2 separate regions of the Homo sapiens genome follow, and region 1 is linked to region 2. A link is a contact called in ENCODE Hi-C or POLR2A ChIA-PET data. All regions are on one chromosome and are shown on one strand. Each heading gives the region's core, a stretch centred on a gene start or an enhancer-like site at or near the end of the contact. The rest is flanking DNA. Distances are from core to core; before and after follow the strand shown. Region 1 holds the start of IGF1 (insulin like growth factor 1). Region 2 overlaps IGF1 (insulin like growth factor 1).

What was found. Hi-C counts contacts between places; a loop is a spot of excess contacts on that map. ChIA-PET counts read pairs that join two places held with the same protein, here RNA polymerase II (POLR2A). Pooled maps may share reads with other maps.
Region 1: a map with no recorded cell type shows a loop between it and region 2 (6-fold over the local background). The contact joins the promoter of IGF1 here to the enhancer-like site in region 2. A Hi-C loop is called at or near these places in 1 of 168 maps with a recorded cell type or tissue (GM12878), 16 of 37 single-sample maps with no recorded cell type and 7 of 50 pooled maps. POLR2A ChIA-PET finds 5 or more read pairs at or near these places in 4 of 52 experiments (GM12878, MCF 10A, activated CD4-positive, alpha-beta T cell and 1 more).

The regions. Positions count from the first base shown.
Region 1 is chr12:102,478,897-102,482,695 of GRCh38, forward strand. IGF1 (insulin like growth factor 1) reads right to left here and starts at 1,667. Exons shown (of 4, transcript NM_000618.5): 1 at 1,423-1,667. The coding sequence starts at 1,485. LINC02456 (long intergenic non-protein coding RNA 2456) reads left to right here. Exons shown (of 13, transcript XR_007063427.1): 11 at 1-3,799. RefSeq lists enhancers at 123-382, 473-522.
Region 2 is chr12:102,404,487-102,408,698 of GRCh38, forward strand. All of the region lies in intron 3 of IGF1 (insulin like growth factor 1), which reads right to left. It overlaps LINC02456 (long intergenic non-protein coding RNA 2456), which reads left to right. Exons shown (of 13, transcript XR_007063427.1): 8 at 3,002-3,135; 9 at 3,846-4,212. Among named protein-coding and RNA genes, the nearest start is that of IGF1, 74 kb to the right of the region's middle. Within about 2 kb of position 1,630, at least 5 of the 41 ENCODE cell types and tissues checked have a DNase peak (open chromatin) inside an H3K27ac peak, as active enhancers do.

The DNA of each region.
Region 1 (3,799 bases), core at 417-2,916, 74 kb after region 2:
ACCTTTACCCACTGAATTACATGTGAAAGACCACGCAGCTCCCTCAAACCACTTCCTGCTTCAAGTACAGAAAAAAGTAACAACTTATTAAGAGCTCCACTTCTGAAGTGTTCAGCATACACAGCATGAAAAGTGCATTTGGAAACAATTTTCTTAACTTGTAATTAATGCAGAGATAACGCTCCACAGCCTCTTTTATGATCCCCTAAGTAAGGAGACAAAAACTCCAGCTGCTAGATCACATAGTATGTATGCACAGTGACGTCATTTCTTTGAAAGCAAGGTGGCCTGCATGTGTTGGCATCTCAGGAACAGCAGAATCAGGTGCCTGACAAGGGTGTATCTTTAACTCCTGGAGCCACTTACTTGACTAGGGAAAGTCGTAGTGGTGAAGTGTTTGAAAGCAGCAACTGAATGCTGCACTAAGTGGCAGAGACGTCTTATGAATTGAGCCCTCAGGCAATTGAATCGGTGGAGCCAGTGACAGCAGCTTAAAAGCGCTTGCAAATTGAAAAAAAAACACAAGTCTTGAAGGATATAATTTTGCTGAGAATGGAAACTAGAACTACGGCCAGCAATCGGAAACGAGAAGTCGGTGCACTGACAGCAGCAGCCAGATTTACCTAAAGGGACTTCACGACACTGAATATAAAATCAGAGTTTTATAACACAGAACCCCAAGTCCAAACTTTGCCCATGAAAGTCCTCTTCTAAACAGAAAAGTTGGGCAAGCAGCTCTTAGAAAGTTTCTGCTTTCCATATACAGTATGTATTTGTTTAAATTATACAAATATGCAAGGTCAGCAAGAGTTGTCAAGGAGTTCTTTTTTGGAAGAACAAATTACACTTTACTCTAACTTTAACACTCTCTCTGGGCATAAGTGCAGAGTTCCGGGACCTTAGCTCCAAAGATCATATTTAAAAGCTTTAATATCATCTAAAATACAACCCTTCATATATAGCATGCCTTGTAAATAAAGTCCTGATGAGTTACACACACAGAGACACATACACACAGAGACACATACACACATGCAAAAGAACATGGTCTTAAAAATAAAACATCTGCACCTGCAAAAGAAAAAAAAAATCCCCAAGTTCATATCCATGCTCTATAGCCCTTAGCCATAGAGAGGATTTAAAGGAATCTTCTGTAATGACACCACGGAAGCCCTGCAGAAGTGGAGGATTTAGCATAAGTACCTTGCAATAGTTTCTACTCATACAGATATCTGTGCAAATGCATCCATCTCCCCGAGCTATTTTTCAGATTCCACAGAATTGCATATTCAGCAATTTATAAATAACTCTCGGTTCCGAAACAATGAAAATTTTAAAGTGAAGAACAGTTCTAGGCAGAAGCAAACAGTACACAATTTAAATAGAATTCCCCAATGACTTCAAAGAGTAAGAAATATTTACCTTCAAGAAATCACAAAAGCAGCACTTAAATAATTGGGTTGGAAGACTGCTGATTTTTCCCATTGCTTCTGAAGTACAAAGTCTGAAAATGAATTGGTTAGCAGGAATAATGAAGCAAAAAGAAATCCAGAGAGATGGGAGATGTTGAGAGCAATGTCACATTTCAATTTTGAGGACTTTATTCCATTGCGCAGGCTCTATCTGCTCTGAATTTAGCAGTGACAGTGAGATTTAGCAAACAGAAGAGGGATTTAGAGAAAATCCTCACATTTATCTACAAAACACAGACACTGTAGACAGGAAACAGCTGGGGGAACATTTGCCTTCTCTCTCTCTCCCTCTTCTGGCAAAGTTATTGAGTAAGGACTTTTTTGGGCATGGTGACAAATAACATCATACCTTTGCATTTTAAAACTAGAGCACAGAAGCATTTTTTTCCCTTAAAAGAATGTGTGTTAGTGACAGGGTTCGCAGACATTAAAATACTTATGCTGCCATAGAAAATAAGGATCTGTTTTCTGATTAACTTTCTGCTGGGCATGAAGACACAAACGTCTGCTAATACACCTTACCAGTATTAAAGGAATATGGGGGATGGGAGAGCAATTTTAGATTCTAGAGCAAATGCATTATTTAAAACAAAAAAAGAAAGAAAGGACGATAAGACCCTCTCCAGCAAACTCTACAATTTTAACCCTGAAGTGACTGGGGTAAAGTAGATTGGAAGACAGCACTCGGGTGACCCCTTGTCCCAGTTGCCAAGTGAGAGGTGTGATCTCATTTCCTAGAACCTATGGAGGGGCAGGCAGCATTGGATTGGTCCCTTTAGGGCACTGTCTCATACTTTTTCTCCTGCGATGAGGCAAAGACTATGCCGAGCTGTAAAACCCAACTGAAATAGAACATTTTTCTTTATTCTTCTACTAGGCTGCCTGTCACTGTCCCCTCCCCACCCCACCACTCTGGGAGAAGGGTACCTGGGGGGCAAACAATTTTCCTGTTGTTTGAATTTTCCATATAACTCAAACCTGTGTGTGTGTGTGTGTGTGTGTGTGTGTGTGTGTGTGTGTATGACAGAGGGAGTCTGTGTGCCAGAGTGTGTTTTCTTTCTCTGATTTTTGTGTATTCTAAATAACACCAGCTGGCTAGCAATACCCTCTCGAGGGTTATGATGTCATTCAAATCCCTCAACTGGGTGACTGGCCGGCAACATGGTCCAAGCCAGCTGTTTTGCTATTTATAATGTACACTTGCCTTTGCCATTGAGAATTCAGTTCTGATCTTTTGTCGATACAGTTTGTACCTATTTCCCTTTGGTTTTGTGAAGCAGTAGATAAGAAAGTGAATTATAAAATAAGGTTGCAAAAGCCCAGAGCAGACATACCTCTTTCCCTAGAGAGCTCTCCAGGCCTGGTTTCCCAGGAGTGGTGGAAATAACCTGGACCTTGAATTTTTTCTTTTTTTTTTTTTCCACATGACTCTCAGGGGACTGACACATCAACTGAAAACACAGTTCTGCTTGAAATCCTACTCTGGCTCTTTGTGTTATCCTGGGGCCAGAAATTTGTTTGTAGAAGTGGGTGCCCTAACAAAAAACAAACAAACCTGCTTTGTTTGGAAGGGGGTTGGGTTTGTTTGAGTCTTCTGTGTGGTTAATACATTGTAGCAATGTTTACCTTTCAGAAATCAAAGTTAGAAATCTGGAATTATGTTGTGTCAATGGTGCACTATGTTCAGCAACATTTTGTGAGCTCTACTATGTGCCCAACTACAACATCCCTAGGAAAACAAAGAGGAATAAGATATGGTCAAGTCCCTTCAGGGGCTTTCAGCTGAATGTCAGAGACAAAGAGGAAAACTTCACAGTCATATGATGGGCATGTGCTCTTTTAAAAACATGAACAGTGCACAATGAGAGGGAGTGACACATTCTCTGGGAAGACAGGGGAGTAAAATCTTTTGGAAAATCCAAAATGAGGGAGGCAGATTGTGTCATGAGAGGCTTTGGGGTACCATGTTGGGAAATTTCAGTGGGTGGGATTTGACCCAAAGAGCACACTAAGAGGTATCATCAAGAGGTGGCCTAGTAGGTGGCCCTGGATTATTCTTAATGCAGGGATTATCCACATGTGCAGATGTGTGAGTAATCCCTGCATTTAATAATAATCCGTGGCTTCCTTTAATAAGCTCTCTTTGTACACTTGATTTGTGACAAATCTTTTTCTTTTCTGCAGTTTTTGTGGATCACACCCTTTCTGAAAAATGTCTATTCTCTTACAGACTTTGAGGATGTAGATTGTATAAAACAATAGAGCTGATCTCACCTGTCTTCCAGATGAGAAAAAACCTCTTTAACCAAGTTTGGAGAGTCAGATAC
Region 2 (4,212 bases), core at 380-2,879:
GAGTCGATGGTCAACATCTTGTACTGACTGAGTAGAAGGAAGATGGCATCATTGTGTAAAAACATTCACTAAAATAGCTCAGTGACCACTGCAAAAAGGAAAAAAAGATGGTAGAAAGAAACTGGGCATTTGTATAGAATAACTTGAAATGCCATTTGTTTTAAATTCTGGCACTTTCCCTCAAATATCACAAAAGACCACTTAAGATACATTTGTTGTGGTGCAAAGCATCTACTGCTAAGTTCCCAGTAAACTTGTGTTTTGTTTTTTTTTGTTGTTTTTTTTTTTTGAGATGGAGTCTCGCTCTGTCACCCAGGCTGGAGTGCAGTGGCGCGTTCTCAGCTCACTGCAACCTCTGCCTCCCGGGTTCAAGTGATTCTCCTGCCTCAGCCTCTGTAGTAGCTGGGATTACAGACGCCTGCCACCATGCATGGCTAATTTTTGTACTTTTTAGTAGAGATGGGGTTTCACCATATTGGCCAGGTTGGTCTCGAACTTCTGACCTTGTGATCCACCCGCCTTGGCCTCCCAAAGTGCTGGTATTACAGGCGTAAGCTAAATGTGTGTTCTTAATCTTCCATTGGGTTCTGCTTTCTTTCTTTCTTTCTTTCTTTTTTTTGAGTTGGAGTCTCACTCTGTCACCCAGGCTGGAGTGCAGTGGTGTGATCTAGGCTCACTGCAACCTTTGCCTCCCAGTTCAAGTGATTCTCCTGCCTCAGCCTCCCAAGTAGCTGGGATTACAGGCACGCGCCATCATGCCCAGCTAATTTTTTGTATTTTTAATAGAGATAGGGTTTCACCATGTTGGCCAGGCTGGTCTTGAACTCCTGACCTCAGGTGATCTGCCTGCCTCAGCCTCCTGAAGTGCTGGGATTACAGGCATGAGCCATCATGCCTGGCCGTGTTCTGCTTTCTTATAGGAGTTCTCTAGAAAAATGAGAGAAGGACACATGGGGCCACAGAATAGCATCCCTAATGTTCCCAAACTCCTTGAAATGTTTTTGTTCAATTCTCAATCAACACTGTTGATGGTCTGTAGCTGATCAAACCCGCAAAATAGATATTATTAAGGATGCCATCTCTCTGCCTAACTACTAACCAAATTAATTAACAGGCGGAGAAACACACTAATTTGAATTTTACCTTTTGTTTTTCTGTTTAAGAGGCATACCAGCTCAAAATAAGAAGTTCTTTAAACATCTGCAATGCCCAAACTAAGAAAATATTCAGGAATGAAATGGGAACAAATTAAAAGAAAGCCTCATAAAGCGTTTAATCTCCATTCTTCCTCTCAAGCCAAATTAATCCCAAATTTCTACAAGAAAACATTAAGATACCATCTATGCTTCACTCTTTAAATTAGCGGGGGGCTATAGCAAAAAGAATTGAGGTTAGATTGACCAACCACATACATCCTATTTTTTGTCTCCAATAGAGAGATTCTTTTTCTTTTCTCTCAAAGCACAAGGTATAAAGTGTAAAGTCTGAGCGGAGGGATTCCCTGGTCTGTTTCTTCTGGGTCTGTCTCAGCATCACAGCAAAGCCATGGGCTGAAACTCACTTGAGTGAAGCAGATGCTGTACCAAGTAGCATGATTCCCATGCACACACGTGCACGGTGGAGGCCATTCAAACCAGCTGGGATATCGTCTGGTTTGCATTTGGCTCTCTTCCCAGGCTGTCACATGTGACTTCTTTGTTGCAGACAATGACAGTGACAAAACAAAAGCACTCAGGGACTAGGTCTCAGTTGCATCTGTTGCTTTGCTCATTGTCTTAACTTAATTACGCCAGCCACCCTTGACAATGGGCGGCAAGTGGAGGCATGTTAGAAGCAGCCGTCATCAGAGCTGGCACCCACCTTTGGTGCACTTCTTGAAGAGTTATGAAACTGTCTCACATTCAGTCAAGCAAAAACTTTTCACTTCAGCAGCTTGTCCAATACAAACAAACCAGCTGAAACTGTTTCTAGTATGCAACTAGACAGATTTTTAAAAGGAAAACAGTAGTGAGTAAATACTGTTTCCTATTGACACCAACGAAGGTAAGACTATTAAGAAAACATTGATCCTCCAGCTCACTGGGGTTGGTTAAAGAAGTTTACCCTTTAGAAGGAAAGGTTAACAAACACATTAGGAAATAAGTTTGTGGAGGGTTTGATTTGTGATATATATGATTACCCATTATGGACAGACACGCATATTTAGGGTGCTAGAAAAGGCCCTGAAGAGGCCATTCACCTTCTCCCATTATCTCTTGGTTCTTATCCAAGCTCCAAGCTTTCCTTTGGAAAGCTATCCACAGACTTTTCAATTAAGATTACTGTGCCAGGTGTGGTGGCTCACACCTGTAATCCCAGCACTTTGGGAGGCCGAGGTGGGCAGATCACTTGAGGTCAGGAGCTGGAGACCAGCCTGGCCAACATGGTGAAACCCCGTCTCTACTAAAAATACAAAAAATTAGCCTGGTGTGGTGGCGTGTGCCTGTAGTTTCAGCTACTCAGGAGGCTGAGGCAGGAAAATTGCTTGAACCCAGGAGGCGGAGGTTGCAGTGAGCTGAGATTGTGCCACTGCATTCCAGCCTTGGCGACAGAGTAAAACTCTGTCTCCAAAAAAAAAAAAAAAAAAAAAAAAAAAAAAAAAAAAAAAAGATCACTGAGGACTAATAACAACGGCAATAATAATAATCTTGCTTAACATTTGCAAAGGCTTTACAGTTTACAAAATAATATCACTGAATCCTTACAATCACCACATGAGGTGATGCGGTGTTATTCCTGTCAGTCCCACGTACAAGCTGAAGCTCGCTAACATTTAGTAATGTGCTTGAGGTCACAGAGGAACAAACTGATAGACAAAGGGCTAAAATAATAACAGTTCCCATTACTTGAACATTTGTCATGTGCTGGGGATTGTAGTATGTATGTAAATTGCATATATTTTCTTGTTTCCTATACTTCTCTCAGGGATAAGTACTACTGTCTTGACTGTTTTATCTTTAAGGAATCTGAAACTTAGGATAAACAACTTGCCTAATTTCTTATGATGGAGATGTAATAGTGGTTGGAATTTGGACCTATTCCTTCTGATTCTGGAGCTCACCAGTTAACCACTCTGCTAAACTGCCTCCCCAAGAGGTAAAAAATATCTAGTGCTTTCAAGTCCAAATCACTTTCCAATAGCAATAGTTGATAATATCATGAGCTGCCCATGCTTCCAGATGGGGGTAGATGCTAGTTTGGAGGGAAAGGCTGTGCCATGGGACAGAAGACTCAATGAGGAGGGTGAGTATTACCACAAGCTGGGACCCATTTGTAATGGTATTTATAGAAGTCTAGGAGCACAGTATTCAATTAGCAAAAGCAAACTCCCTAGGTATTATAACCCCCTTTTTTTCCTCCCCACTTATCTTTATGAGATTTTGCCTGAGAGATAGAATCTAAAAGGATAAAAATAGGCTCTTTAAACTTCAGGGAGGAAGCAGTGATGTTTTCAATAGACTATGTTTCCATCTCCACCCACTCCAAACAAGTTAAGTATTGTATGACATGAAGTCTAGGAAAAGCCTGGCACTCTATAAAAAATACTGGGAAAATTCTGTCCAGCATGGAATATCAGCAGCTTATTGTACAGCATAAAGTACTAACTCAGCATTGACCTGCTCCCAAAAAGGGCAAAATGAGAAGAAAAGAGCAGTGGATGATTGGAAAGAGGGCTCAGATATCAGCCCTTTACCTGTTGAAAGGGATGTGCTATAGCAATTTTGCTGGCTTGGCCTGGGGACATGTGAAATGGTGGAGGATGATTTAGATGTCTCAGTATCAACTTTGATATCTCTTTACTTCAGGGAATCACAAGTTCAAATTCCAGGAGAGTTGGATCAGCCTTTCCTCTCTGGCAGCCAGGCAAAGCGAGGGTCATGCGATCTACTCAGCACTTTGGGATGTGACTTCAAAACCAAAGAACAAGGTGCACATTTTGAGAAACGTGTACTCCTTGTTTATGTGGCTGCTTCTTTAACAGAGTGAGGGATATGTACTTACTGGACACAGTTTTGGTTAGCCCAGCATCACGTTTTTTTCTGGAAACCTCACCCCACTTTTTATGTGGTTGTAGGAATTCCCCCACCCCCTGCCAGTACAACGGCTCTTCTTTGGCTCTAGTGGATTGGAACAGGGCAGGCCCCTCCCAAGAGCCAGTGACCAAGTATGGTG